Regions from separate parts of the Homo sapiens genome. Here region 2 is linked to region 1. Evidence: read pairs that join two places in POLR2A ChIA-PET (ENCODE). Cell type or tissue: endothelial cell of umbilical vein. All regions are shown on one strand. Links, peaks and the distances in the headings refer to the core of each region. The heading gives the core; the rest is flanking DNA.

What was found. ChIA-PET counts read pairs that join two places held together with the same protein. Peaks named below come from ENCODE experiments on the same cell type or tissue, not always from the same donor. Only the 100,000 strongest peaks of a DNase experiment are listed, where the experiment ranks them.
Region 2: POLR2A ChIA-PET joins it to region 1 with 8 read pairs; 12 of 35 experiments call an interaction of 5 or more read pairs at or near these places.

The regions. Positions count from the first base shown.
Region 1 is chr13:41,461,861-41,469,035 of GRCh38, forward strand. RGCC (regulator of cell cycle) reads left to right here. Exons shown (of 5, transcript NM_014059.3): 3 at 4,963-5,070; 4 at 6,916-6,978. Among named protein-coding and RNA genes, the nearest start is that of RGCC, 7.9 kb to the left of the region's middle. RefSeq lists enhancers at 1-79, 1,513-1,572, 3,352-3,611 and a silencer at 2,644-2,858. In endothelial cell of umbilical vein, for the core only: no CTCF peak of the experiment used is centred there; a DNase peak (open chromatin) is centred at 3,541; H3K27ac peaks cover 2,747 bases.
Region 2 is chr13:41,644,894-41,652,068 of GRCh38, forward strand. The region is part of intron 37 of VWA8 (von Willebrand factor A domain containing 8); the gene reads right to left. Among named protein-coding and RNA genes, the nearest start is that of MIR5006, 80 kb to the left of the region's middle. RefSeq lists an enhancer at 3,581-3,725 and a cis regulatory region at 3,647-3,658. In endothelial cell of umbilical vein, for the core only: a CTCF peak has its summit at 4,956 (motif pointing right); DNase peaks (open chromatin) are centred at 3,618 and 4,928; H3K27ac peaks cover 3,582 bases.

The DNA of each region.
Region 1 (7,175 bases), core at 1,691-5,690:
GAGAATAAGGCCAATGAGGAGCCTTCAGGGTTCCCTGGTACTGTGTTAGCAATTCTGCATGGGTAATGGATCTTGTGATGCTTGGCAAGGCATATAGAGGGACAGTGCGATCCCAGAAAGGGAGCTGGGACAACAGTGGAGAAGTTGAGGAAAGATGCTCTTTCTTATTTTGCCCCCCTTTGGCGAGGCTATCAGAATTTAGATTTTCAGGAGGAGAAGTCAACCCACACCCCCAGCCATTCCCTGTGGCAAAAGGGAGGTAGGTCCAAAGCTTTCTTTTTCTTGGTTAATTACTATAGTTTGCTTGCTTTAAACGTGTGGGATCGTTCTATATTTACAGGAGCCTTGGGTAAGGTTTACTGTCTGTGGTTTTACTTCCCCCTGGAGCAGCACGTTGACATGCGCTAACCCTAAATTACCTTTCTCCCAACCCCCCTAGCTAAAAAAACACACCTACCTTTTAAACAAGCCTCTATTTTGCAGCAGTGTTTCTCAGACTCTGTTAGTTGTATATTTCATATGCTTTTCTTTCTTTTGATGGTGCCTTAGAAAACACGGTCCCAGAATTTGAGGTTCCTGACTTCAGTACACTAACTAGACTTGCCAGGGATGTTTCTAATGGGAATTTGAGATACATGTGAGATGGTGCTTTAGAGCTGATTGAAGCCGATATTGTAAGGCCCTCAAATATCCAGCCTTACCACCTGCCAGGGTTCCCCAAATTATCACTGTTCTAGGTCCTTCGAGCCCCTATTAATAGCAGCACCTGATACCCACGCGGGGCAATAATACATGAATATGTGATCAGCCAGCAACACATTGCTGTCATTTAATCAGACTAACTGGCTATTACTTTTGCAAGGAATAGAGTTCCAGGGGAGGGAAAAGAACAGGATGTCCGGCTTTGCCTACCTTGAAATCTGTCTTGCGTGAGATTTTGCCCATTGTATGTTCTTAATAAAACTCTATGGAAAGAAATTTTATTGGTTAAGGGTAAAGAGAGGTCTAGAGCTTGGGGTACCTCTATGTTGAGAGTTTGTTCTTGGGAGGTTTGTTCTAGGATGCCACTGAAGAGAAAGTTCTCTTAAGAATGTTGCTGCTCTCTCTCAAGAAGAGGGAGGATCTTGATTCTGTTTATTCTCTGTGATTACCTTTTCTCTCTCAGGAGTGCTATTCTGCACTTTGCTAGGAACTTTAGAGTTAAATCATTAAAACCACAGGCATTATACACAGAGCACCTAGGTTATTGTTCTTCTTCTAACAAGGAAGAAACAGAGTGACTCTACAGGGTCATGCAGTTTTCACGTGGCCTCTAGACACCCACTCGACAGTGGCATAGATGCTAGATGCCCACTCGCCAGTGGTGTAGCTTTGGGGCCTTGAGGGCTCTCTTTTCATCTGTGCCATACACGATGTGTAGATATCATCACAGGGTGCGCCTCAGCTGCAGCAGGTTTGGCTCAAGGATGCTGGCGGTCGGCTTCTTCTTGGTGGTCGAAGGTTGAACAGTTCAAAACTTGGAGTTGGGTCTGTCCCAGATTGTACACCTCACGGAAAGGGAGTGAAGTCATGGTGTGGCAACGAGCTGGGGCGTGAGCTAATGTGTATCTGTGTGTGTGTGTGTGTGTGTGTGTGTGTGTGTGGTGGGCAGGGCGGGGGCGGGCAGGAGGAAGTGAGTGTAGCTGTGCTGCCATGCCTCTGTTTGCGTGTGTTTCTATATAAATAGATATTGTAACTAGTATTTTTCCTCCTCTTCCTCCCTCACTGTGGGAGTGGCTGTCAGTTTGTCTGTATATTTTCTCAGTTTGGGAAAAATTCTCACATCAAGAAGGCATTTAGCCTGTGAACCTAAAGGATCAGAGGACAGTCCTGGCAATATTCTGGATCTACGGCTCATTCTCTACAGATTCTCTCCAGGCCCCATGAGTTATGCTGAGTCTTTCCTGAATCTTTGCTGGATTCCTTTTTTCCCCTGCTAACATCCTCTTTTGTAATGGCCTTTCCATATCTAGATTGTTCCTTCTTCCAACATTCAATAGCGTTTGGCCTCCTTGCCTGTGAGGTGAACAAATTGTGGTGTCTTTCTCCCCTGCAGAGGAGTGTACGTGGATGGAAACTTGCTGGAGAGTAGGGGCAGAAGAGAGCTGAAGTTCAAAGTCAGGGTAGGGCCTGTGGTGCATGCCGGGTGGGTGGAGTGAGCAGTGGTGTGGAAAGTTGCTCTCCCAGGCCAGCTGCTTGTGGGAGATAGAGAGCGGAGGTGTGGTCCCTGCGATCTGGGCCAGCCAGCCTCTGGGCCCAGGGATGGGGGCGAAGCTCTCAGGTATCCTTCATAGCCACGGATAATGTGCCAAGGGCCTGGTATTTTCTGGCTCAGAGTCTAGGCATGAGGCCTGCCTCCTCAGGACCCTCTGTGGTTTTCTTGCCCCTAAATTTTGCCTTATCTTCTCCCCATGAGTTTCTCAGGCTGTATTTGTGGCGATTCTCCTGGTGACTGCATGGTGACAACAGTAAGGCTTCCTTGCAGGTCTGCAGTGGGTGTGGCCAGCTTCCTGTGTGTAGGGGAAAGGGCTTCCCTTGGGAGAATTGGAGAGCCCACCTTTGGAGGTGGGCTCGGTTGAGGGAGCCAGCAGGAGGGCTTCCCAAGTAAGGTTCCACGGAGTCCAAGGGTCCTGAGAAGTAGTAGCAGGAGCACCACAAAGAAGTGTCCCGTGGTCAGGTACACTGGGGAAATGGGGCTGGTTTTGTTTAACCGCAAGTCTTTTCAGGATGTTGGAAGTGGGCATACCCATGGGAATGAGCAAGGCTGTTTGGTGTTTCTCAGGTGTACCTGATCACACAGCCCTCGGAGGACCAGCACTCTGAGGAATGTATTTTTGGGGAAGTGTAGGTATCAGGTCCAGGATTTTGGATCTCAGTCCATGTTCATCCTCAAAGCCCAGTGATGGTGGTCATTTCAGGTGAGCTGGGCTGGACCTCTGAAGGAAGCAAAGATTGTGAGGGTTGCTCTCAAGGGTCTTCTGGGCATGTTTGGAAAAGTGGACAAGATGGCGGTGTCAGCGAAAAAGAGCAGGGGGCAGGTGGGCCCCTGGGCAGGAGAGGGTGGGGGGAAAGGGAGCCAGGTGAGGCACCTGAGAAGTTGTGGCAGCCTCTTAGGGACAAAGCTGAATTTCCCTGAGACTAGAAACCTCTTCTTCCGAAAACTCTGATACTTTTTGTACTGGGCCTATCTCTTGTCACTTAGGCAAATTCCTTTTCAGTTAATGGGACCAAAGAGAGATGTTTTTGCCTCCCCCTAAGCTGGAGGTAGTTGGCTTAAAGTGGAAGAATCCCGAGGAGGCGGGGACCTGGTAAGGCCCCCATCATTCAGCTGCCCTCTCACACCTGAAGAGCCACTTCTCTGCTCCAACTGTGGCTGGCTTTGTGTTTTGTTTTAACCAGGAAGGCTGTTCCCCGTGACCTCAGGGGCCACATCCTGCTTCTGCTGCCTGCCTTGCCTTTGCACCCTTTGAGTCAGTGCTGCTCAGCCAGCAGCCCCTTTCTGAGTCACAGCCACACAGCTGGGCCAACCGTGCGTTGGTTTCCTTCCCCTTAGCAGGACTTAGAGAATCTCAGAACTTTAGAGCTAGAAGTGCCTTTAAGGATTATTTAGTCCGCCTTCCCATTCTATTGATAAGTAAGCTAGGCCCAGAGATGTACTAGCTCAAAGGCACCCTAGTACTTAGTAGTTGACTGGATGGTCCCCTTGACTCCCAGTTCAGCCTTGAACTTCTGGGGCCTCATCTTGCTGTGGTTCAAGTCTTTGGAGGTATGAGAATAGAGGGAGCCATGATGTCACTCCAAGTGTCTAATAGATGAACTTCCAGGAGAAGATGTCTTTATCTTTGACCTTCTGGCTTATCTGAAGAGTACAGACTCTTAGGAAAACCTCTCTTAAGTAAAAGAGAGGATTATTAAATTATAGGACAGCAAGAGAGCAAAGATCTCTCTTGAGCAGGGAAAGAGGCTTAAGTCATGGGATACTGGATGTTTGTATTTTAGGAGGCTCAGAGGGCAGAAGGGACATATTTCACTTGAGATGATTCCTTTTGCCTAAAATCCTTACCCCCACACTCCCACCATCAACCAAGCACTGGTCATGATGATCCTATCACCCCCTTCCTGTATTGGGGAAGCAAGGGCCTTTGGTATACTTGATTTGACACACACACACTCTCTCACTTCTCACTCACACTCTCACACTCACATGCTCTCACACACACACTCTCATTTTCTCACACACACTCCACACTCACACACGCACACACTCTCACACACTTTCTCACACACACACTCACACACACTCATACACTCACACACTTTCTCACACACACATATTCTCACACACACCCACACTCACACACTCATGCACACACACACACTTTCACACAAACACACACACACACTTTCTCTCTCACACACACACACTCCCTCTCTCCCCTGTCTCGAATCATTTTGGGGGCATAAACATAAAACCTGGAAATCAACCTGTTTTCTAATCTTTTTTTTTGAGACAGAGTCTCACTCTGTCACCCAGGCTGGAGTGCAGTGGTGTGATCTTGGCTCACTGCAAACTCCACCTCCCAGATTCAAGCGAGTCTCCTGCCTCAGCCTCCCAAGTAGCTGGGGCTACAGACACACACCACTATGCCTGGCTAATTTTTGTATTTTTAGTAGAGATGGGGTTTCACCATGTTGGCCAGGCTGGTCTTGAACTCCTCATCTCTGGTGATCCACCTGCTTCAGCTTCCCAAAGTGCTGAGATTACAGCCGTGAGCCACCCCATGCCTGGCTGTTTTCTTTACTATAGAGTTGCAGCTTTGGCTTATTTTGAAGACAAATTGTTGGTTATCAATAGACTATAAAGTGCTAAGTCTATAATCTCATGAGTACTATTTCTAATGAGTATATTTTCCTTCCTGAAAGGTGCAGATTCACTTTATAGGAACAGCTTCAGCTTCAGTGATGAAAAACTGAATTCTCCAACAGACTCTACCCCAGCTCTTCTCTCTGCCACTGTCACTCCTCAGAAAGGTAAGGTCATTAGTTGGAATTTGAGTTTTTTGCTTTTTTATTCCTCTCTCCTTCTCAATCCCTTCTCTGTCCCTTTTATCCCTAAACAATCTTTCTCAAATGTACAAAACAAATAGGTAAGACTAATGTCTTAATACTGTAGAGTATACAGTGGAATTTTTTATTTCTCAGGATTTTAATCAGTGTGAACATGAAATCAGATAATTTGGGGCAGAAAACCTGAAGTCACAGGGAGAAAGAAAATTTGGAGACTAGACTGTTCTCTCTCATGTGATGTAATCAAGACTGTGCAAATGACAGTGTTTCTTAGGAGTCTCCTCCCAGACTTGTTGGTTCTAGAATTTAAAACTCAGCAGTTTGCCTTTGCAGATAGTGGGATTCTTTTTATTGCATTAATTATTTAACCAATGCTTTCAGATGACCAATTTAGCAATTAAATGGGGTTGTCATTATTAGATAAGCTATGATCTAACATGATTTAAAATAGCAGCTCCAGCCTGTCTCTACTGTGGTATTAATAGACCTAAAATGTCTTTAAAGATGCATGAGCAGTTTCTTATTTTTTGGAACTGGTAAAATGTCTCCAGCTAGAGAGTTGAATGTTCTGTTACATTGGACAAGTGCCTTTTTGAAAACAAAAGGAGCTTTTTTTCTTAAGAAAAGTTATACTTGCTGAAAATAGTTGCAGAATGCAATAAAAATGGAACATAGTTAAAAAGAAATGACAATTCCATCACTCTTTTCACTTTGGCAATAAGACAGGACTTCACTCTTTTTTCAGAAGAGGCATTTGAAAGTTCCCTTCTCAACATAGCAACGTTAGCACCCACTGGGAATTCTGCCACTATCCAGCCCTCAGTCTGTAATGAATCAGTTGAATTCAGAGACAGAGCAGTCTAAAAAGTGGCTTAAAACGTGCTCAGATTTGTTACCTGATCCTCAAGAGGTAGGAATTAAAGAGGGAAAAAAAGCCCCTAGTGGCAAATTGACTTAAAAGGCTAAGAACAATTAGCCATTTGTAGCCAGCAGGTGTTAATTAATAAAACTGTCCAGTACTGCATTTCAGGGAAGGCATGAATGATGTGATGAACTCTACAAAAATAAAGTCAGCTATATGAAAAAAATCTCTACATCTCAGGCTCTAGAGAGAACCAAATCAGAATGAGGACTCGTTTCCTTGTGTGGGCACCTGGAGGGGATGAGGCTGTCCTGGGCCCAGAAGACTCATGGCACCTTCCCTGTACCATTTTGATAAGAAACAGTGAACTCTTCATTCATTTCATATTGGAGGAACTCTGAGGGCTGCAGCGTTGCCCTGGGGGGACAGCACAAGCAAGAATGCATCAGAAGGCTAGTGCCGCAGGAATGACACAATCTAGGTGTCTGCTCTGCACAGTGCTATGCTTACTGAATTTTTTGACTAATAACTCATATTCTACACAATACAAAAACCAGACTCCTTTTATCTTCCCTTCCTGCTCCTCACTCTCCTGCAAACATTTAAGACAGTGAAGGAAGATTCCTCTTCTAGGTGAGGGAGAAGTGGGGTGGGATGTTTGGAGAGGGTGGTGATGAACTAAAAAATAAAGAAACACTTAGGCTAGTCTTCAGAATCAGTTTCTGAGTTTACTGTATCAAAACACTGGAGCACACACTTAGGGTTGGCCCAGGACACTCTTCAATAAAAGTCTCTGAAGATAAGGAGGTAGATGTAAAATAGAAATAATCCATTCTATAACTCTGGAAGTTCCAACTTCCTGGAAAACTCAATATGGAGTCATCAGCTGTCTTTGTTATGGAAACTGAACTCTCTCTCTCTCTCTCTCTCCCTCTCCTGTTTCACAGCTAAATTAGGAGACACAAAAGAGCTAGAAGCCTTCATTGCTGATCTTGACAAAACTTTAGCAAGTAAGTACATGTCTGATATTAAAAACAAAAAAACAAAAAACTAACAGACACTTCTGATAAAGTGTTGTAATGTTAACCAGCTTGCCCTGGGGCAGAAAGTTTCATCCTAAGCCTTCTATAGGTTTAGAAACAGGACCCTAGGCCGGGGCAGTGGCTCACGCCTGTAATCCCAGCACTTTGGAAGGCTGAGGTGGGTG
Region 2 (7,175 bases), core at 2,067-6,066, 180 kb after region 1:
CTGGTTTCATTATTTATTGTTTCATTTAAAGTTTCCAAGAATAGTATAGTTTCCAAGAACCTGTTGACTATGTTAAGTGAGGACTCACTGTATTACTGCTACTCAAAAATTTCCTCTAAACATGGTTAAAAGCACAGACATTGGAACCAGTTTCCTTGAATTCAAACTCTGTCTTTGACACTTATTAACCGTGTAAGGCACTTCATCTGTAAAACAAGGATAGTAATGGCACCTACCTCATAGGGTCATTGTGGGGGTTAAAAATGTTAAATTCACATTATTACTTAAGATAGTGCCTGGCCATACTAAATGCAATATGCATTATCTATCATTACTATTATTTTAGGAGAGTGAAAAAGGTACTGCTTAGTACAAAACATTCATTTTTCAGTAGAGATATGCCAGGTATGTATCATGTTAATATTAGCATTGGGAAAAAATAACTCCGGATTTTCATCAAGGATATTTTCTGAAGTTTGGGTTGTATGAGAATTCTACACTCTGTCCAATTCTTATAATAACACTCATGATCTGCTGTTCATTCATGACCTCACTCAGGAAGTTCAGTTTTGCTACAAATATTACAAATACCAAACTGATGTTTCCTAACTCACTCAGTGTTCTGCCCAGATTGCGGCAGGCCCCTTTTTATGGCTCTGGCAGCTGATATTAGGACTTGATTACTTCTGAACTCCTGAAAACATGTTTGCTGTCAGTTGCAAAAGAGGTGGCATGAGAGCGACTCAAAACATTTCCAGTATCATGACTGTTCCATGAAAGACTTGAGAGAAATGGATACCTTAAAAAAACGAGAATAAATGTGCTGAAGTGCCAAGGAAAAGGCAGTTCTCTCTCTACTAGCTCCAATTTAGGATTTGCACTTCAATCTATACTTGCTCACTTGTGAAATTAAAAATCTTTTTTTTTAAATCACATAATATCAGATGTGACTTCTTCACTTACTTTTATTTTTCTAAGTGCATCTGAAAGAAGAAAGGTATTTCCAGGAGGGCAAAGAAGAGAATGTATATGATTTTTCTTCTCACTTAAGATTCTTATCAAATTTTCCTGATTTTTTTTTTTTTTTTTTGAGACGGAGTTTTGCTCTTGTTGCCCAGGCTGGAGTGCAATGGCACAATCTAGGCTTACCACAACCTCCACCTCCTGGGTTCAAGCGATTCTTCTGCCTCGGCCTCCCGAGTAGCTGGGATTGCAGGCATGTGCCACCACGCCCAGCTAATTTTGTATTTTTAGTAGAGAAGGGGTTTCCCCATGTTGGTCAGGCTGGTCTAGAACTCCTGACCTCAAGTGAACTGCCCACTTCTGCCTACCAAAGTGCTGGGATTACAGGTGTGAGCCACCACGCCCGGCCAAATTTTCCTGATTTTTATGTGTAGGGTTGAACAATGGAACCTAATCTGAATCATTAATTCATTCATGGATTCATTCAGTGAGTAATGATGATGAGTGACGACCACGTGCCGGTGCCCTGATGTTTACAGTCTAGGCATTTTAAATATACTACTTCTGATATTCATAATTCTCCATATTAGGTATTATTTCTACTTTGCAGGACAGGAAACTAAGGCTTAGAGATGTATAGCAACATACTCATTATCACATAGTTATTAATTGGAGGAGCCAGGATTGAAATCTCAGTCCATCTCCTTCTAAAACCCAGGTTTATCAGATTTTTTTTTTACTACATTACACTGGCTATAAACAATGAATGTATTCTTGATAGTACAAAATTCAATGTTTTATAAAGCATATCATGGTTTAGGAAAGCAAGAAATATGCCTGAAAGGCAAGCATTTTTCCTTTTTAATATATATCAGATTTATAGAAAGCACTGTATACATCAGTAAATAAGACATTAGATTAAAGGGCTAGCATATCTTTCAGAAGGTTAGTAAAATACTGTATTTATGTATGGTCTGAACTGCATCATACCAGACAATCCTGAACATGATCTGCAGACTCAATGCTTGCCCTAGTGGCTCACGTCTGAAAATGTCACTTACTGGCCACAGGACATTGGGTGTACTATGTAATCTGTTTGAAAATCTGTTTCTTCATCTATAAAATGGGACTATCATCATTCTATCACATAGGAAGCTACAAAGAGAAAATGGAGAGATACATGTAGAATACTTAACAGTGATGGGCAGGCTTCAGTACCTTACCTTTTCCTCACATATTACACACACAGCTTTACTAACAGTAGCAGTAAAGTACATCTCTGTTTATCATTTACACAGAAAAAAAGAGCTCCAATGGAAATGCCCCAGAACATGAAGATCACTGACTTTGATGGCCTGCCTGTGGTAAAACTTAGGATATAAATGAGGATCAGAAGCTTTTGGGAGACATTTTCTGGATGTGTCAGGTTTAGCGTGACTAAAGAAGGGTTTGAATATAATCCCTAAACTACAAGTAATCTTCCACTTATGCATATTAGGTAAGGATAAATGAACAGTTACATTAACACACAGAGCATATCTACAAACAAATAAGATTTTCTTAAATACATTAGAATGTGTTCATTTAAAAGACTTATTTGAAAAAAATAAAAAGAATTTTAAAAGGTTGTTATTTGACATTGTCACTCTGAATGCATATATATTTATTTCATTCATTTGACAAATGCTTACTGAGTGTCCAGTAAGTTCAGGGCACTGTGCTAGCATTGGGCATATGCTGATACACAAAACAGCAATGGTTTTTTCCCTTCAAAATCAGCTTTGAAACCATGAGTAGAATCAGTCACATTATTTACTGATAAATATACATCGCTAAAAGAATTCAAGTCTGGGCCAGGTGCAGTGGCTCATGCCTGTAATCCTAGCACTTTGGGAGGCCGAGGTGGGTGGATCACTTGAGGTCAGGAGTTTGAGACCAGATTGGCCAATATGGTGAAACCCTTTCTCTACTAAAAATACAAAAATTAGCTGGTATCATGACGCATGCCTGTAATCCCAGCTACTCAGGAGGCTGAAGCAGGAGAATCGCCTAAACCCGGGAGGCAGAGGTTGCAGTGAGCCAAGATCGCACCACTGCACTCTAGCCTGGGCGAAGGAGCGAGACTTTGTCTCAGGAAAAAAAAAAAGAATTCAAGTCTGACTGACTAAAGCCTAAGCTCATCATAAAACCCACCACCTAGGAGAAAATATTAAATGATGCATGTCTTGGAGAATCAACGTAGTTAGCAGAGGAGAGCTTTCCTAACACAATAGAAAAATGCCTTTGGACGGTGTCGGTAGTCCCCTCAGTAAAGTGTCTCACACTTCCTGAATCTGATCACTGGTAATAATGATGATAAAAAAAGATTTCCTTTTTTTAGCATTGGAAAAAACCCTACCCAAATAATTTTTGGAAGCTTGAGATTACATTATTTATCTGGTTCAGGTTTTAAAAATATTTCTGATTTTTTTCTGCCAAAATCCAAGCCCTCTTTCCTCATACAGAACAACTTAGATTTCTGAAATAGTTCTTCCCTTGACATTACTTGGGAGGTGGGCATTATTTCCCCAGAAAAGTAAACAAGGGAATAAAAACAAGGTGACTCAAAGGATGAGGAAGTATGTTTTTGTAGAGAACAAAAGATCCTTTCACAGTATGTCAAAGACTTAACTGTGAACTTTCCCGAATGTAAACACTGTTCAAATGGCAAAAGGAATTTCATCTATGTCTATAAAAGGTCCTGAACAATAGCTCTTGCTTGAAGCTACTTTTGACGGGGCCGTAAAATAATCTTTTCTTCAAATACTTTACATACAGACCTACAAAAACTTTTTCATCTTCTCAGGAGACATACAATTATAATTACCTTCATAATAGCAACAATAACACATAGAAGCACGGTACTGCTAAAGGCAATTAATGTCATAAATTATAAGCAGCATCATTTATGCTTAGAGTCTTCAGGAATAAAGAAATGCTTTAAGAGATAGTTTAAAATATTAGGCTAATGGTTTCCATTTAGCCTAAGAATTTAAAACTTATAGGGGCTGAGTACGGTGGCTCATGCCTGTAATCCCAGCATTTTGGGAGGCCAAGGCGGGTGGATCACATGAGGCCAGGAGTTCGATACCAGCTTGGCCAACATGGTGAAACCTCGTCTCTACTAAAAATCCAAAAAGTAGCTGGGCGTGGTGGGGGGGTGCCTGTAATCCCAGCTACTTGGGAGGCTGAGGCACGAGAATCACTTGAACCCGGGAGGCGGAGTTGCAGTGAGCTGAGATTGCGCCACTGCAGTCCAGCCTGGGTGATGGGGGACACTCTGTCTCAACAACAATAACAACAACAAAAACATAGGGCAGTAGATTTCTTTAAACAGATTTCATTATGATTACAAAAAAGGAATATTAATATTTTAAACCAAAAGGAATTATGAGATATCAGTTAGCTAAAATAAATATTTAACTTTTCCTACTTTAAAGTTTTACTCTTTACAAACCTCCTAGTTTTAATAATTGTAAAATGAACACTAGTAATTATTTAATGACAAGAATATGTCCTATAGTAAAATGCAAAGGAATAAATAGGTTTATTTGCTGTATTAGATGAATAATATATGAATTATAGTCAGGCAGATAATAATATTATCTGTATTTCTGGTGAGGTAGTTTTACTTCGTGTTTCTTTGTGAATCATTTTGATTAGAGTAGATTTTTCCATTAGTATTTTGAGTATTGATCATTTTTGTTTAGTACTGTTAGTATTCATCACAAGTTGATTGTTTTTTCATTTCCAAAGGTTTATTGCTGGGGGGTGAGGGGAGAATGTTATTTTTTTCTACTGAAATGCACCTCTAACTTTATAATATCTGGTAATGGTGAAACAGAATTCACTTCTAGTAACAAGACCTAAGCCACAGAATTTCAGAGTTGGAAGAAAATATGCTGGATACTTTAGGCCCACATTCAGCCTCACTCTGAGAAGGGCAGCATTCCACCACCAGGGGTAGCTTGCACAAGTTAGGTACAAATTTAAGTGATCACTGCAACACGTGTTGTGCCTTTACAAAGCTGGCTGGGACGGGAAATAATCTAATTCCTTGGATTGTTCATTGTAATTTACGTTAAGTTATGAACCTAGTATTAGCCCCTCCCCTTCAAAGGGTCATTATACATACTCAACAAGTTTTCTAAATTTTAAAGTTAATTCGGTAGCTCTTTATAAATTTTAAAATTAGTTCACCATATAATCTTTAATCTATAATAGATAATAGGAGAAATCTATAATCTTTCTATTATTGTACAGATTTATTATCATAAATAATAATATTGTATACTTATATACTACTTTACAGTTCACAAAATGCTTGAACATGTTATCTCATTTGGGTTTTACAACAATCCTGTGAGGTAGCTGCTATAGTCAGTTCTATTTTACAGATGGGGAAATGGAGCTTCAGAGAGGTTAAATGATAGCCTAAGATCACTGGATAGAACTTGGAATCAAACTTGGTTTTGGCTACCTGGCTCAGAGGTGTTTATTCCATAGCCACAAACTAACAAGCGTAGAAACATGAACCAGGGTGGGATTGATCCCTATTTGATTCTTTGCCAACCTAGGCAATAGTCACTAGTGAAGAGTGAGCTCATTTACAGATACAAAAGGCTCAGCCTGGAAAACTCCAAAGGATTCTCCAGTTTTATCATCCCTCTGAGGGACCTCGTAAAAGCTTTAAATAGCCAAATTAATTGTACATCCATTTACTGATTTACTGATTCATCAAGAATTTATTGAAATCTGACCAGGTGTCAGGCTCCTAGGTGGGTGCTGGGGGTGCCAGCCTAAGTGGGACATACACTCTGCTCTGGGGGAACTTGCCCTTCTGACACATGTCAAAGTCAGAGATCACAGCATGATCAAGGCATAGGGATGCCGAGGAGGGAGGGATGTGTTTTGCTGAGGGTAGACAGGCTGCATCCAAGGAGGGCTTAGGGAGACATTGGCATGCAGCCTTAAAGGAAGAGACACAGGAGTGTGTATGGGCATTCCAGGCAGGGGCCAATGTGAGTGAAGGTGTGGGGTCTGATAAGGCATATTTAAGGGGTGTGTGGACACTGCTTTAGCTTCATTCTTCTCATTCTTACAACCAGAGGATTTTGCTTTGTCACTCATAAAATGCGTAATAAATATAAACAGAAACCAAAACAACATGGTACTGGTACAAAAACAGATACATAGACCAATGGAACATGTGAGAGAAGCCAGAAACAAAGCCACACACCTACAGCCATCTGATCTTTGACAAAGCCAACAAAAAAAAAAGCAATGGGGAAAGGATTGAGGATTGCTTTGACTATTGAGGCTCTCTTTTGGTTCCATACAAATTGTAAAATAGCTTTTCCTAATTTTGTGAAAAATGACATTGGTAGTTTGACAGGAATAGCATTGTATCTGTAAATTGCTTTGGACAGTATCTCCTTTATTTTCCCCCTTTCCTTCCCTCTGATTTCAGGAGATTCCATTTAAAAAAATTATCTTAGAGTGAGAATATAATAGTGTAGAAAGCAGAGGTAGACTGCCCATCTTTTTGGCTTTTGTATTCCAAACCAGGAGTTGGCAAACTTTTCTATAAAAAGCCACGTAGTAAATATTTTAGGCTTTACAGGCCATATGGTCTTTGTTGCAACTACTCAACTGTGCCTTTGTAGTGCAAAAGCAGACACAGACAATACATAAATGAATGAGTGTAGCTGTGTTTCAATAAAACTTTATGGACACCAAAATTTGAATTTCATAAAATTTTCATATGCCATGAAATATAATTATTTTTATCAACTGATTTTTTCCAACTGTTAAAGTTTTTTTTCCAAAAAAATCTTAGTTTGTGGGCCTACAGAAAAAGGTGGTGCAATTTGCCAGTCCCTGTTTTAATTGCTTAGGGAACCTAAGGGACTCTTCTAGAGCTTGTAAGCAAATTTAGCAACACAGGAAAGCCTGGAAGAGAATGGGGCTTCATTTCTCAATCCTGCTCCACCCTGGTGTGAGAAAAGAGATATCAGCAGGTCCTGCCATCCCACAAATGTGTGTACTGTCATTACTCCCAGTGTGAAACATTCTGAATTTGCTGCTAAAATTTCAAATTAATGAGATTTCACTTAAAAATCTAGATTTTGGTCTTCTCTTGAAAATGGGAGGATAAGGCCAAATTGGGGCCA